2 separate regions of the Homo sapiens genome follow, and region 2 is linked to region 1. Evidence: chromatin loops called from intact Hi-C (ENCODE). Cell type or tissue: MCF 10A. All regions are shown on one strand.

Region 1 (8,000 bases):
GAAGGAGTTGAGATGGGAAGGGGTTGAAATAGGAAGGGGTTGAGTTGTGAAGGGGTTGAGATTGACAGGGGTTGAGACGGGAAGGGGCTGAGTTGTGAAGGGGTTGAGATGGGAAGGGGTTGAGATGGGAAGGGGTTGAGTTGTGAAGGGGTTGAATTGTAAAGGGGTAGAGATGGGAAGGGGTTGAGATGGGAAGGGGTTGAGTTGGGAAGGGGTTGAGATGGGAAGGGATTGAGTTGTGAAGGGGTTAAGTTGTGAAGTGGTTGAGATGGGAAGGGGTTCTGTTGTTAAGGGGTTGAGTTGTGAAGGGGTTGAGACAGGAAGGGGTTGAGTTTTGAAGGGAATGAGATGGGAAGGGGTTGAGTTGTGATGGGGCCATGATGGGAATGGGGTTGAGTTGTGAAGGGGTTGAGTTGTGAAGTGGCTGAGATGGGAAGCGGTTGAGATGGGAAGGGGTTGAGATGAGCTGGGTTGAGTTAGGGAAGGGTTCAGATGAGGAGGAGTTTAATTGATAAGGGTTGACATAGGAAGGGCTTGAGACGGATAGTGGCTGAAATGGGGAGGACTTGAGATGGAGAGAGGTTGGGTTGAGGAAGGGTTGAGATGGGGTAGGACTGGGTTGGGGAATTGTTGAGATGGAGTGACAGGAGGGGGATGCAGTTAGACCTGACCACCTGACCCCAGTGCACCCAAGCTGGGTGTGTCCAGCCAACACTGTCTCCACACCAGGAGCACTGTCCCCAGAACTGACCACTGGTCTGTCCTACTCCAAGAGCAGAAAGAGAATTTACTGAATTCCTCTGTTTTCTTTATAAATTTGGGAAGGGTTGCAGGTTCCTCATCACCTGATCAGCAGGCAGTAATGCTGCCTTTTTAGAACAGCAGTGAGGCTGAGTAGTGGGATGTGAGCACAGCTGCAGAGGGTCTGCAAGGAGGTCCCCAGGAGAGGCGGGGGCAGGGACAGAGGGGAAAGGGGGACAAGCCCTCTTCCTCACTCACACGCCAACCCTGCATGCCTTCATTCCCTCCCTGCTACAGGCTTCGAGAGAAAAAGAGGAAGAGAAAGATGGTTAAAGGAGCTAAAAGCAGAAGAGAAGAGAAGGAGGACAGTGTGGCTGGGGTATGAGCGGCTGAGGTGGGGTCCTCAGAAGGGTGCCCCACGCCCACCTCCTTCTCTGCGCCTCAGCCTTCTCACCTGCACCTTCAATGAGAAGTTATGTGCGATTAATTTTAAAGGTCTTTTCATCGGTGCCTGGAATTCTATAGGTGTCTAACTCTGCTTGGGGTCGGGGGGGGGAGCGGGGGTGTACAGCAATTTCATAAATATTTTTTTCAGCCAAAAAGGCCAAAGCGAATTCCTCCAATTATGTTCACCTCCTCCACAATGAGCACTTCCTTTTCTGCACGTGTCTTCACCCATCCCCTCACATCCAAGAGGAAAACGCCTTTGGCTCATTTGCAGCCATGGGTCCAGGCAAGCCCTTAAAGATGGCAAGGGGTTGCCAGTGGTCAGGGAGGGGGAAGGCCCTGGACTGCGGTGGGAGTCTCGGGGCGCTCATCGTGCCCTGCCAAGGCCCTTCTCCTCCTGGCTTCGCTTTCCTTTCTTGTGATGTGAGTGCTGACCACCAGGCTGCCCCAGCCCCTCCAGCTACACAGCGGAAAGCATCCCAGTGAGACTGCGGCTGCAATACACAGAAACAACCACTTGGGGGCACCATAAAAGAAGAAAAAATATCTCTTCTGAAAAAGAGGGAAAACAAATTGAGCAGCTGGCGCTAGAGGGCGCCGCTTTTCCCATTTTCTTCAAAAAGGTGGCTGGGGGCAGAATTTCCGAATCTTGACATGTTCAGAAGACTGAAGAGCCTCCTTCTACAGATATGGCCATGGGAGCAGAGTGGAGGCAGCCCAGCGCAAGGGCAGGGTGGGAGAGAGGGGACTGATTCACCTGAGCCTCCAAACAGGGAGGAGACTCTGATGGTACCACAAAAGGAAGCACAGAACGGGCCGATCCGGCTTGAGCACCAGGCTGCAGAGTCTTGGGGGAGAGTCCTCCCCCAAGGCCTGCCTTAGAAGGGAAGAACTGGGACAACAGATCTCCCCCAGCCCTTGCTCCCAGCACTGTGCTCTGGAAAAGATGGAAACCCTCTGCTTTCTCTCAGGGCATCCAATGGCTTCAGAAAGAGAAAGGGAGTGGCAGAGAGGTTATGCATTCGTTCTCTGCAAGAGATGAGAGTCGCCAGGCACTTAGCAGGGGGCCAGTCCCCCTCCTTCCCAGTACAGGACCCTCCTTGTCACAGGCGGTCTCCACTGCAAGCACAGAAAACCGCGCTGCTCGCGCACCACCTTGTTTATTCTCAAACCCAGTTCTCTAGGGAAGCATTTCTAGAACTGCGGAAGGTTGAAGGGAAAGGCGAGTCACCAGAGACCAGATCTAGAAACAGCCTCTTTTTTCTAATCCCGGGAGGACAGGTAAGGAAAATTCAAGGGTGTGTGCTGAAGTTCCCCAAAGGATCATCTTAAAGCAAATCTCTAGAAATCACCCAAATTGTGTCAGTTCCTAAGGGAAGCCCAATTCTCTGGATTCTCTGCACCTTCCTGCTCTGCTCAGAATTCCAAGAAAGCAGGGCATGTGCTCCGGTCTCTTCTTGGCTGGTGGTTTTCAAACTTGCTGTTGGTTAGTGATAACCCAGTGTGTTGAAGGCTCATGATTTCTGTGTTCCACTGGCATATGTTTTGGTTTCTGCAACCCTGTTATACTACAGCCCTAGGATCCTGAAATGCCTCGTCTCTGAGTGAGAAGGTTGGATTTTGCAGACCTGCAAACTCAGGTGCCTTCAGGACCAAGTCAGTCCTCTAATAGCCCTAAGGCAGTAGGGAATGGTGGGGAATACAGTGACCTGGAGACTTCCTGCCCCCTCTAAAAACATACACATTTAAATAAAATTAAAATATCCGATAATTCAACAAAGCACTCATATATAAGAACAAATTCTGCCATGCACCCTTTTGGCAATAGTGGTTCCACAGATTCCTGTATTCTAACAACCCGAGTGATGTCTGATGCTGGCAGCAGGTGGCAGCATGTGGACTGAGGTCTCCACTTAGTCTCACTAGATCTGCAGGAGGCTGGCCGCCTTTCAAAAGGCCAGCAAAAAAAAAAAAAAAATTGGCCCAATGGCCCTTAAATTCACCCATAAAGCTTCAAGGTTGAGACAGGTGTTGCCTTACAGAATATGTTGCTGATGCTGAATGCGGTGTGAATGCCAGTGAGACTGTTGTTTGAATGTGATCACCCCTACTAAGTCAGCATAGCTGCAGGGCACATGAGACAGAAGTGGGTGGGACTTGCAGGACTGGTTCCTCCTACCTTGTCACTCACCACAGTCCACTGACCTTCACATAAAGCACCAGCAGTCACCCAGGCTCTCAGGACCCCAGCTTCCTCACCTGTAAATGAAGCAGCTAGACCAGATGAATAATAATAATGATCATAATAATGGCTCATATGCACTGACTGTTGACCTTGTGCCAGGCACTGTGCATTCCCTCCTGTAGTCTCCCACATGCTGCTGTGGTCCGTTGATGTATACAGCTGATCCCAAGCCTAACTACAACCTCTGCACCTTGGGCTTCGGCAAACCTCTGATGCCTGTCAGTTTGAGATAATGACTTCTTGATCTGTACATATAAACATTGTTGTAGGGATGAGGCTGATGATGAAGGCACATGCGATAGATGTTTTTACGTAATTTGGATATGAACCTTTTTTATAGGGGTTGGCTAAGGTAGTAATGATGGGTAAGATTAAGGGGATTAGGGTTATTATGGTAGTGGAAAAATACATGTTTGCTACTTTTATTTGGAGTTGCATCAATGTTTTTGGTTCCTAAGACCAACGGATGACTCTAATCCTTTCAAAGTTGAGAAAGCCATGTTGCTAGGCATGGGGGCATGAGTTAGCAGTTCTTGTACACTTTCTCGGTAGACAAGAAGTTGCAGGCTTCTATTGTTAGATTCACAATCTAATGTTTTGGTTAAACTATAAGTGATAGCAAGTGACAGGCTCCTGAAGGTGAGGAACCAGACATCAAGGAGAAAAACAACCAAGCATCGGACTAAGTACTTTACATGCTGTTTTTCCTTCATAACAATTCAAAAAGGTTGCTGTACTCATCCACAATCTAGCAAAAGAGCAAAATGAGGCCCACAAAGGTTGGATATCTTACCCAAAGTCAAATAAGACATGGCTCTGTGGTGATCAAACAATAGCTTGAAGGAGGACAGTTCTCATACAACCTGTAAGTTAACCAACCTGTGTTTTACAGCTCATGAATCTCCACACCCCAGGGGCTGACCCTGGTCTAGACCTAGAGCCAGTGGTGTCCTGAGCTTCCTGGACTAGACCGTTTGGTATGGCTAGGGCTATCAGAGGCCAGGTGAACACATAGATCGTAACTATAACCATAGCCACTGTTACGGAACATTCATAAATATTCATTCACAAATAATTACTGAGGGCCCATATGTCAGCATTGCCCTCAGCACTGGGGATATGGAGTGAACGAGGCAGTCAAATCACTGATCTCACGGCACCAACATTCTTGTGGGGGTTGGTGGTCAACTGCATAGGTGATATGGCACAGTGACCAGGTGTCTATTTTAGACTGTGTGATGAAGGACAGCCTCTCTGAGGAAGTATCATTTGAGCTAAGGTCCAAATGGCAAGAATGAACCAACCCTGTTGAGATCTGGAGAAATATTCCAGGCAACGGCAGGAGCCAGGGTAGAGACATAAACAGGCATAGCCTAAATAAAAGGCGAGTGGGCAGGAGCACAGGGAACAAGGGAGAGAGTAGATGAGGCCAGGAGTTAAGCAAAGCTCAGGTCGGATAGGGCTTTATGAGCCAGCAAAAAGAGTTCATATTGTCCCTGCCTGTTGTGTCAATAGATCACATTCTCTTATTCTAGGGAAACAAAGATGCAAAGACACGTTAGCAGGCCATTGCAATGGTCCAAAGGATAGTGGCTTGGAAGAGATTGGTAGCAGTGGGGATGGAGAAGTGTTTGGACTTGGGATATGTTTGGGAGATGTTATTGACAGGGCTTACCACTGATCAGAAGTGAGGAAAAATGGAGAGAAATAAAAGATAATGAGAATATTTGGCTCGGACAACTGGAGAAATAGTGGTGCCATTTACTGAGATAAGGAAAAATGAGGGGCCAGACAGGATCAGAAGAGGATCAGGAGTTTTGTTCTAGCCACATTATGTTTTAGAAGCTGATTAGATAGACAACAGTGCAGAGATGCCAGACAAGCATTTGGCTTCAAGAGTCAAGGGTTCTTTGGAAATTTACATTTGAGAGTCATCTGCAGATATGTGGACCTGGTGAGGTCACCCAGGGAGGCTGTAGGCAGAGAAGAGGCCCAGAATAACCCTGGTGCTCATCAACATTTTGAGGACCCCCCACCAGACTATATGATCTAATAAATGTGGTCAAACTTTGCAACAGGCTTGCAAGGTAGGTATTATTTCTCTCCTCTACTCAAAAAATGCGGAGGTTACAAAGTGCCCAAGCCCACAATTTACAAGTAGCATTGCAAGAATTCAAGCATGAACTGAGTTCCCGTCATTTACCCAGTGCTGTGCCAGTTACTGTAGGGACACCAGTGAGTAGGATGGCTCAGTAGAACAAACATGGGCTTCGGAATTAGAGGACCTGGAGTGAATCCTCACTGGCTCTGTGATACTGGGCAGGTAACTTAACCTTATCAAGCCTCAGTTTCCCAATATGAAAAATCATGTTGTTGCTGTTGTTGTTGTTGTTTTTCATCTGCAAATGTCTACTGAGTGCCTATTATGTGCCCAACACAGTACTAAGTAAAGGAGACACAATGGGGAGCAGACAGACTTCTCTGCTTACAATCTAGTGGGGGACACAGACATGTAAACAGGCAATTACAATGTAGTGTGCTAAGTACTATGATTATGGAAATACCCCCTCCCTCTTTATAGAGTAAGTCATACCAACCTACGCAGACTTTAAAGTTACACATAATTTCCTTTCTTCCAGACCCATATGCAATAATAGTGCCATACAAAATGTTTCTGTTCTTCATCATGGTACCTATTATTTCCATTAGAATAAATAATACATGCAAATCACCTACCATATAGCCAGTGCTCAATAAATGGTGGCAGTCATTATCAAGACATAGGTTTTTGACCTAGTACCACCTCTAACTTCGGAGCTCATTTTTCTCTCCTGTAAATTATAAATAATAACAGCTAATTCATGAGGTCATTGTGAGGCTCAGATGAGATCATATGTATGAAAAATGTTTTAAGCTGGAGAGAACTATATTAAAGTATTAGTAAAACATTGTGACATGCCCACTTGCTAAAGTTATAAAACTTAGTACACAATAAACACTTGGTGCTAACCAAGAGGTCCTCATCACCTGAAAAGTGGGCCTGAGGAAACCTTTAAATAGGTTCTTAGGAAAACAACATTCTGTACAAGAAAATCTGCTTCATCTGAAATCACCTAAAGTACTCCTTCTCCCATCAGCATTTGGCTTACCCAGCCAAAGACAAAAAAAAAATGCAGGAGACCTCCCAGGTTGGTTTCTAGTCTGTTTCACTATCACCAGGGTCCTGACTCAGTGTCTAGGAGACAGGATTTGTAAAGCTGGTGGTATGTGTCCCAGGCTTTCACCTGTATAAGCAGTGGACAGGGCCTTGGGAGGAGCAAGATGCTGTCAGGGCTGCCCACAGAGAACCCTGCCTGATTTCCCACTACAGTAAATCCAAGCCCTGGGAAAGGACCAGGCTGCCCCTGTCCTAGAGCCAAAGGGATCCTGTCTAAAGAACATAAGTCAGGAGAAGCTGAAAGGCAGGAGACAGAAGGGAGGAAAAATTTCCATCTCTACAAAGTGCATGCAGATCCTGGGCAGCCCTGAAGTGGGGCAGAGAACAGACTCCCCACTTCCACTGCTGACTATTCAACTGGAGGACTCTGCAGTCAGCAACCTGTACAACCACACAGTGGACACAGGGAACTCAGCTGCCTCCTTCCCTGGAACTTAGCTGATTAGAATGGATATCAATTCCCCTCAATATGTTTACTTCATCATTCTTTCAGCAAACACTTATTGTGAGTCAACTGCACACTAGGCACTGTTTTGGACCCTGAAGGTAAGACAAAGGCCCTGCTTTCAAGAAGCTTGCACTCCAGTGCAAAATATCTGTGCTTGTATGTATGTGTGTGTGTTTGTGTGTCCGTTGGGGAAACAATAAGGGCTATGATGAAAAATAAAGCAAAATAAAGAGGGAAAGAGAGTGACAATGGGGGAATGCTATTTAAATAGGGTGATCAGGAAGTTCTCTCTGAGCAGAAACCTAAATGAAATGAGAGAGGAGCCATCCTGATAAATGGGAAAAGCATTCTAGGCAAAGGGACCAGCAAAAGGCAGAGGCCTGATGTGGGAGGTCTGAGTACATTCAAGGCATAACAAGGGACCAGTGTAGCCAGTGCAGAATGAGTTAAGGGGAAAGATGAAGAAATCAAACCAAAGACATTCATGCATCTTTAGGAGGCTGGCTGGGCAGGGGGAAGAGGGAGAAGATGGAAATCATGCACTGAGCTAAGGACTGATATGAAATATTTCTTAAGACTCTTGGACAGAAACTACTTGTTCTACCTTTCTAAATCCTTTGTGAATCAAAAAAGAAAAAGTAAGGATCTTTAGCTGCAGTTGGGGAAACAGAGTCTAGCAGGGAGGGGCAGAGGCAGGGAGGCTCATTAAGAGGTGGTTGACATTATGATCTTGGGCAAGTGACTTAAACTCTCTATCCCCCAAGTGCAAAAATGGGGACAATAATGGTAATAATGGTACCAGCTTCAATCAATTATTACATGGATAAATTAATTAATATTTATAAAGTACCTAGAATAGTGCTGGGCATCTAGTATCATATACGTGTGTGGAATAAAAATAA
Region 2 (8,000 bases), 170 kb after region 1:
ATATGGCTCTTTTTGCCCGACCCCATAGGCAGTCAGACCTTATGGTTGTCTTCCCTTGTTCCCTAAAAATTGCTGTTATTCTGTTCTTTTTCAAGGTGCACTGATTTTATATTGTTCAAACACACATGTTTTACAATTTGTACAGTTAACACAATTAGCACAGTGGTCCTGAGGTGATGTACATCCTCAGCTTACAAAGATAACAGGATTAAGAGATTAAAGACAGGCATAAGAAATTATAAAAGTATTATTTGGGAACTGATAAATGTCCATGAAATCTTCACAACTTACGTTTGTCTACCGCGGCCCCAGCCGGTCCCTCCATTCGGGGTCCCTGACTTCCCACGACACCTCTCCCTTTATTTTTATATAAATGTGCCATGGCGATGAAGACTTCTTCGTTCTCTCGGTTTTGATGCAAGATTCTTTGACTGGTCTGGCACACTAAAAACAAGCCGATTAAACAGAGAAACATGATTCCAAAATGTACTACAGTGGAGCCCCCAACAGACTTAATCCAAGTCGTGGGGTTTAGTCCAGAAAGACTTTCTGCCACCTGATCTAACGCATCAGCTCCAGGCACAATGGGTAAATGAGCTTGAGAGGCTTCAAAAATTTGTTTCTTTAATTTAGTTATGTCCAAGGATAAATTATCTTCCCTACCCAGAAGGTGTCCTTTGACCATTTCCCATGAATGATCAGTCTTGTTGTAGGAATATGGTGTGACACAGAAATCAGAAGTATTCCAGTCACACTGCATTTGCATGTGATATTCAAGACTCATTCGCCGATCTCCAAGCCAAATAACAGAATGTCTTAAATCATTAATTTGATTAGCTAATTTTTGATCACTGCCCTGTTGAGAATTCCACATTTGGGTGGAATTGGCTTGCCAATCATTAACAAAATGAGTCATTTGAATAGATTGGTGTAATGCCACTCCAGCAGTGGTGGCCAGTGCAGTGACTGTAATTAGGCCCATGGTCACAGTCATTAAAGTGAAAACAAATCTCTTAGATCTTCTGAGAATTCATTGTAATATTTCATTAATTAAACATACTGAGGGGAAAGATTCCCAAGGTCTGGGTAAAGTTACCAGTATCCAGATTCCTTCTCGAGCTCGAATCAACATTACACTTTTCCTGAAGTCAAAACGGGAATTAACACAAGTGTGTAAATGACAATTAATGCATTGGACAGTTTGATTGTTTGTCCAAATTTTGAAATTTCCCACTAACAGCATGTAAGGAGGCTTAACACAACTCTGTATAGGAATATTCAGGCTGGAGGTAAACAAAGCAGAATGTTTGAATCTACATTGATACTGAGGGAGAGGAGCGGTGGTGGCAACGCCCAATGTTCTCCACTGTAAAGAAGCAATCCGAGGTGCCCGGGGATGCCAAAGAGGTAGAGTTAAGTCAAAAAGAATTATCATAGAGAATTATCAGAATTATCAGTCAAGAAGAATTATCATAATGCCAATTGGAGTCCCATAAAGGAGGATCAGCATCAAAAAGAGGAAAAGCGTTCAAAGGAGATTTATCACGGGGTTCAGAATCACGGATGCAAGGGGTGGTAGTGGGGACAACAGACAGAAAAGTTTCCCCATCCCATACTCGCAGTCCAGACATGGCAATAGCCAGTTTCCAAAGTTCTGGGTGTTCTGGGCTCAGAATGGGAAATATAATATGAGGCCTCAGGGGAGTAATGCCCTTATCTTCCCATTTTAAGGGAAAGAATGAGCTGAACCTCCTATGCAAAGTAGGATGATGATCCTTGTCCTCCCAATAAGAAATAAAATAAGTAGACTCCAGGCATTCCCTCCCACCAGAGGAGCAATTGTTTTTTAAATAGCCCTTTGGTGCCCAGTCTATTACTAAACCATATGAGTCATTTTTTAATAGTACTGCATGTGAGTTAACACAAGCTTCCCAAATTTAAGTTTTAGATGGGCCCTCAAAATTTTTAGGACATGGTTTTCCTACAGGTTTATATTGAAAGTATGGGGTATCTCCTATTACTCCCCTTTTCATTTGTCTTAAAGGAGAAAGGGAGAGGCCAGAGACCAAATGTCCCTGTTCCCCTGTAGCTAATCTCTCCAGAAGATAAGCAGCCCAGACTTGAGTTTCTAGATGGATCCAACCAGGTGCATGTCCAAGGCACAGAGGAGGGTATTTATAACCCATAGTAACATTAAATGCAGTGTTTTCTTCTGGTTGAGTGGGGAAACAGTCATCTGTAGCTCCAGGCATCCACACACTATCGTTAGTATAGATTTCTGCAGGAGCATCCATCCAGGGGAGAGGTCAAATAAGTGGAGGAAAAGGCACATAAGCCCAATAAGAATAATTTTGTTTAGCAGGTAAATCAGTATGAGGGCAAACTGGTGAGACAGAAAGTATAAGGAGGAGAATTATTAAATAAAACCTATTGTAAGTGAGATCCAGTGCTGAAGGAGGAAGAGAACAAGGGGATGTTATTTTTAAGCTAATAGAAATGGTAAGATTTTTAGGTTCGTAGGGAGAAAAAGAAAGGCAATTAGGAGAAGTGGGATTAGTTAGAGGGGTCTCCGTTGCCATTAGGGAGGATTGAATCAGACTCTCTTGATTTGGCATGCCAGTTTCTGAGGAGTCGGCACAGATCTCACCAGGTATGAGGGCGGTCTCTGATGCAGATGTCTCTTCCCTGTGGTTTTCATTGTTAGTATTCACATGAAGTTTCAGCCTCTTAGTGGGCACCCAGACAGGGGATTGATGATCTCCTGGTGAAACGTAAACATAACCTCTTCCCCATGTTATAATTGTTCCAGGTTCCCAGGTATTGGTTTGGGAGTTTTTCCATAACACTGGCTTGCCTTCGTTTAGGGAGAATTTTTTGCCTGTGTAATGGCTTTCAGCTGCGGTCAGAGTATTGTCTTTAGGAACATTTAGAAAGTTTAAAGTAACAATGCTAAATGTAATTGGGATTGGGGAGTGGTTAAATTATGGTTTTGTTGCTCAGACTGTTTGGACAACTGAGTTTTTAAAGTGCGATTGGCCCATTCCACCACAGCCTGTCCCTTAGGATTGTAAGGGATTCTGATAATATGGGAAATTCCCCATTGTTGCATAAATAAATCAAAAGCCTTACTAATATATCCAGGGGTGTTGTCTGTCTTTATCTGATATGGAAGCCCCATAACTGCAAAGCAAGAATACAGATGTCTTTTTAACATGGGGTGTGCCTTCCCCTGTTTTGCAAGGAGCCCAAATAAAACCTGAAAAGGTATCCACAGAAACATGTACATATGAAAGTCTGCCAAAAGAGCTAACATGAGTCACATCCATCTGCCATAAATCATTAGGAGTTAGGCCTCTGGGATTAATGCCATGTTCCTGATTTGGAAGTACAAAAACTTGGCACTGAAGACAGCAGTGGACAATAAGCTTAGCCTCCTTCCAGGTGAGAGCAAATTTATCTTTTAATCCAGCAGCATTGACATGAGTGAGATTATGGAACTCGTGAGCCTCTTGGATAGCAAAAGAGACCAAACAGTCGGCCTTATGGTTACTAGCAGACATGGGTCCCGGTAAAGTGGTATGAGATCTAATACGTGTAATATAGAAATGGTGTCTACATTGGTGAACCACCTGTTGTAACCTTGAAAATAAAGAAGCCAATTCGGAATTATTAACATGTTTGATAGTAGCAGTTTCTATATTTTTAGTGGCATGTACAACATAAGCAGAATCAGAGACAATATTTAAAGGTTTGGGGAAATCCTGTAAGGCAGTAATTACAGCAATTAACCCTGCCTTCTGAGCAGAGGTATAAGGGTTAGAAATAAGCTTGTCTGTAGGACCCACATAACCAGCATTTCCATTACTGGAGCTCTCCGTGAACACTGTAACGGCCTCAGGAATAGGCTGATCTTTGGTCAATCGAGGGACCACCCAAGAAGTCATTTTTATAAAATCAAACAATTTGTTTTTTGGATAACGATTGTCAATAACACTGATAAAATCAGCCAAGTGAATTTGCCACAGTATGGAATGTTGAAAAGCAGCCTGAACTTTGAGCTGATTTAAAGGAACCACAATTAAATTCGGATCAAATCCAGAAATTTTAAGTATTCTACACCGAGCTTGTCCAATTAGGGTGGCCATTTGGTCCAGACAAACAGATAAAGTTTTTGACACAGAATGAGGAAAAAAACACCGTTCCACTAAATCATTATGTTGAACTATTAGCCCAGTAGGGGAGTGCAATGAAGTGAAAACCAGAAGCTGAAAAGGCTGAGATGGCTGTACCCTAGACAACTGGGCAGTGTGGATTCTTTCCTCCATGAATTCCAGTTCCAGTGAAGTCTCAGGGGTCAAAGTCCTGGGACTGTGGAGATTGGAATTTCCACACAATGTAGAAAACAAGTTAGACAGCGCATATGTTGGAATGCCTAAAGTAGATCTTAAATAATTAATGTTACCCAAAAGTTTTTGGAAATCATTTAAGGTTTTTAAAGAATCTCTCCTAATCTGAACCTTTTGAGGTTGAATACATTCTTTATTGACCACCATTCCTAAATATTGAACAGGAGTGGTCTGTTGAATTTTATCCTGAGTGATGTGTAAACCAGCCTCTGTAACACGGTGACTCAAAAATTGATAACAGTCAATTAATTATTTATCAGTGGGGGCAGCAATTAATATATCATCAATATAATGAAGCATATAGGCCTGGGGAAATTGAGCTCGAACTGGAGAAAGCACCTGTCCAACATAAAGCTGGCAGATGGTAGGGAGTCTTTAAGATCAATAACTATGAGAGGCCAATTCTTAGGTATTAAAGCAGGGGCAGGCACGCCAGGTTGGATGGCACCCATAGGTTTAATTACAGCATTAATGGCCCTTAAATCAGTTACCATCCTCCACTTGCCTGATTTCTTTGTTACTAGAAACACAGGAGAATTCCAGGGGGAAAGAGAAGATTCCACATTTCCAAGTTGTAACTGTTCAGAAACCAATTGAGTTAAAGCCTCCAGTTTTTCTTTAGAGAGTGGCCGCTGCTCAATCCAGACAGGTGCTTCAGATTTCCATTGTAGGGGAACAGGATTAGGAGGCAAGCAGTGGCCGTCATTGAAAAGGATAACCTAAACCAGCCCTGTCTTCTTTTACAGTAACTTGAAGAGCTTTAGTAATTCCTTCATGTCTTGGACTGAGACCAAGTCTGGGAACAAACCCCATGTTTTCCATTATATGCTGACTGGGAGCACTGTAAGAGTGATGTGGAATATTAATTTCAGCCCACCTTTGTGCCGGCAAATCTCTACCCCAAAGATTAATGGGGATTGGTGTGATATAAGGCTGAATTGTACCCTTTTGACCATCAGGGCCAGTGCAAGGCAAGATAAATGTGCTCTGGTGAACTTCATCAGCTTTTCCAACACCTACTAGTCCCACGTTAGTGGGATGTTTAAGCCAGGAGGAAGCCATAAATTAGAGGAAATAATAGAAACATCAGCCCCAGTATCTATTATGCCCTCAAACTTTTTTCCTTGAATGTGTATGGTGCAGGTGGGCCATTGTTTAGAAATTACATTAATCCAATAAGCAGCTTTTTCACTGCTGGAGCCCATCCCAGGGCCCTGTGTCTTATCTCCTTTGTTTAAAACAATATTAGGTAGTAAAAGTGATTGAGCAATTGACTCACCAGCCAGAATGGAAACAGGAACCTTGCAGACACCATAAGTTTAATCTCAACAGAGGAATCAGAATTAATGAGACCAGTATGAACTGTGATCTTAAAAGCTAACATACGAAGGAGAATACCTTGAGTGCACTCATCAGAGACAGATTTTTCAACAGCATCTTGTAATTTACCCATAAAATCAAGATATAATTCATTGTGACCCTGTTTAACAGTAGTAAAAGAAACAGGAGCTTGGCCCAGGGCACTTAATCTATCCCAAGCTCTCATACACACCTTTGTTACTTGTTCCATGGTGAGAGCATCAAAGCCTAATTGGGCGGTAGTGTGAGAGTAATTATCAGAGCCTGTGAGCTGAGCCTGAGTAATTGGAATGCCATAAGCCCAATTTAGCTGAGCCTGCAGACGGGCCTCCTCTGATCACCAGATACAGAATTGTAAATGCTGAGATGGAGTTAGAACAGCTTTTGCCAAAAGGTCCCAGTCTCAAGGAAGCAAAATGAACTCAGTACAAAGGGTCTGTAATACCATTTTAACATATGGAGAAGTAGGACCATACTGAGTACAAGCATCCTTGAATTCTTTTAAAAAGGTAAGATTGAGCAGCGGATATCGATGCACTTATACCCCTTGAGCATTGGGAGGTTCCAGCACAACTGGATAAGCCCATGCCTCTAATCCACTTGTTTCTTTGTTCTAGTATAATAAGCGTTGCATGGAAGTTTCAAGAACAGGCACATGAGATGGAATCAGCATAGAAGTGACAGAAAAAGTATGTGTAGATAAGGGAAACTGAGGTTGAGGAGGTCAGACCAGTATGAGAGCATGAGAAAGGGGCACTGGAGGAGCAGAAGAGGCAGAAGCATACTGGTGATTATTGTCCCAATCCTGTGCAACCAGAATGACAGGGGTGTCCCTGCATGAGGAAGGGTACAGAGAAGCAGGTTGAGTGAATGGCAAAGTGACCAGTTGAGGGACCGAAATAACAGGAGGGTGAGGGGCTGTGGTGGACGGGGGAGGGCCTGCAGAATTACAGGTAAATTGTAGTCTGGTCCCGGAGCCATCAGATGGCTCCGGAGGCAAAGGCTGCAAAGGTTTGGAGAGGGAAGAGTTAGCATAGATATGGTCCCAGGCTGTCCAAGTCAGGGCCATGGGAGCTACAAGTACTGGCTTCTCGTGAAAAGAAATAAGATCATCAGGGGGTGATGTTAAGCCAAAGTCACCGGAGTTAGATATTGAATCTTCAATATCTTCAGGTGGGTGAGGAGTAGGCAAACGGAGAGGCTGAGCAGATAACGAAGGCTGAGTGGGAGAGGGAAACTGAGGAAGAGGTAGAGGGTTGCCAGATTCAGAAAACTGTGGTAACTGCAGGGGGTCACAGGATTGGTATGTCATTAGAATGGCATGTACCAAGGCCCAATCACCCAAACAGTGACGGGAACATAATTTTCTGTCAGGACCAGTTCCCGGAATTTTCCACCAACATGATCCCATAGTTCCACATTTAACATTCCCTTTTCAGGAAACCAAGGACAGTGTTCTTCCACCACCCTGGATAGGGTGACAATATTTTCCATGGGTACCCGAACTCCTCCCTGTTTTAACAGGAGTTTAATATAGCAGAGATAAGCATAATGTTTAGACTCCACATGACCCATAGTTACCCTGGACAATACACAGACAACTCACCAATCGTCAGGGAGCTGAACAAGCGTTTCTGTGGACCGGACCGATGAAAGTTTCTCCGCACCTACCAAAAGGAATCAGGTTCCCACATGCACTTAGGAAAAAGAAAACCACGTTGGCATGCCAGATACTGGGGGAACCCGCCCCCAATATTTCAATGTAGGTTCTTTCTATTTTCCGTAAGTGTCAGCCAGCTGAGAAATAAAGAGAGACAGTATAAAGAGAGGAATTTTACAGCTGGGCCACCGGGGGTGACATCACATATCAGTAGGACCATGATGCCCACCTGAGTCTCAGACCAGCAAGTTTTTATTAAGGGTTTCAAAAACAGAGGGGATGTAAGAACAGGGAGTAGGTACAAAGATCACACACTTCAAAGGGCAAAAAGCAGAAATACTAGTAAGGGTCTAACAAAGATCACATGCTTCTGAGGGAACAGGACAAAGGGCAAAAGCAGAACTACTGGTAAGGGTCCAACAAAGATCACAAGGCAAAGGGCAAAAAGCAAAACTAATAATAAGGGTCTATGTTCAGCGGTACGTATTGTCTTGATAAACATCTTAAACAACAGAAAACAGGGTTCGAGAGCAGAGAACCGGTCTGACCACAAATTTACCAAGGCGGAGTTTTTT

Evidence for each region. A loop is a pair of places that touch in the nucleus more often than their neighbours do. Peaks named below come from ENCODE experiments on the same cell type or tissue, not always from the same donor. Only the 100,000 strongest peaks of a DNase experiment are listed, where the experiment ranks them.
Region 2: a loop joins it to region 1, with 9 times the contacts of the local background. A loop is called at or near these places in 3 of 110 quality-filtered maps.

Annotation. Positions count from the first base shown.
Region 1 is chr1:181,418,829-181,426,828 of GRCh38, reverse strand. It overlaps LOC107985232 (a long non-coding RNA gene), which reads right to left and starts at 7,088. Exons shown (of 3, transcript XR_001738319.2): 1 at 3,394-7,088. It also overlaps a transcript of CACNA1E not described here. RefSeq lists enhancers at 1,967-2,056, 3,036-3,085. In MCF 10A, CTCF peaks have their summits at 1,732 (motif pointing right) and 3,070 (motif pointing right); DNase peaks (open chromatin) are centred at 1,758, 3,088 and 3,308.
Region 2 is chr1:181,246,578-181,254,577 of GRCh38, reverse strand. No RefSeq gene overlaps it. Among named protein-coding and RNA genes, the nearest start is that of LINC01699, 14 kb to the right of the region's middle. RefSeq lists a silencer at 7,979-8,000. In MCF 10A, no CTCF peak of the experiment used is centred here; DNase peaks (open chromatin) are centred at 2,727 and 3,307.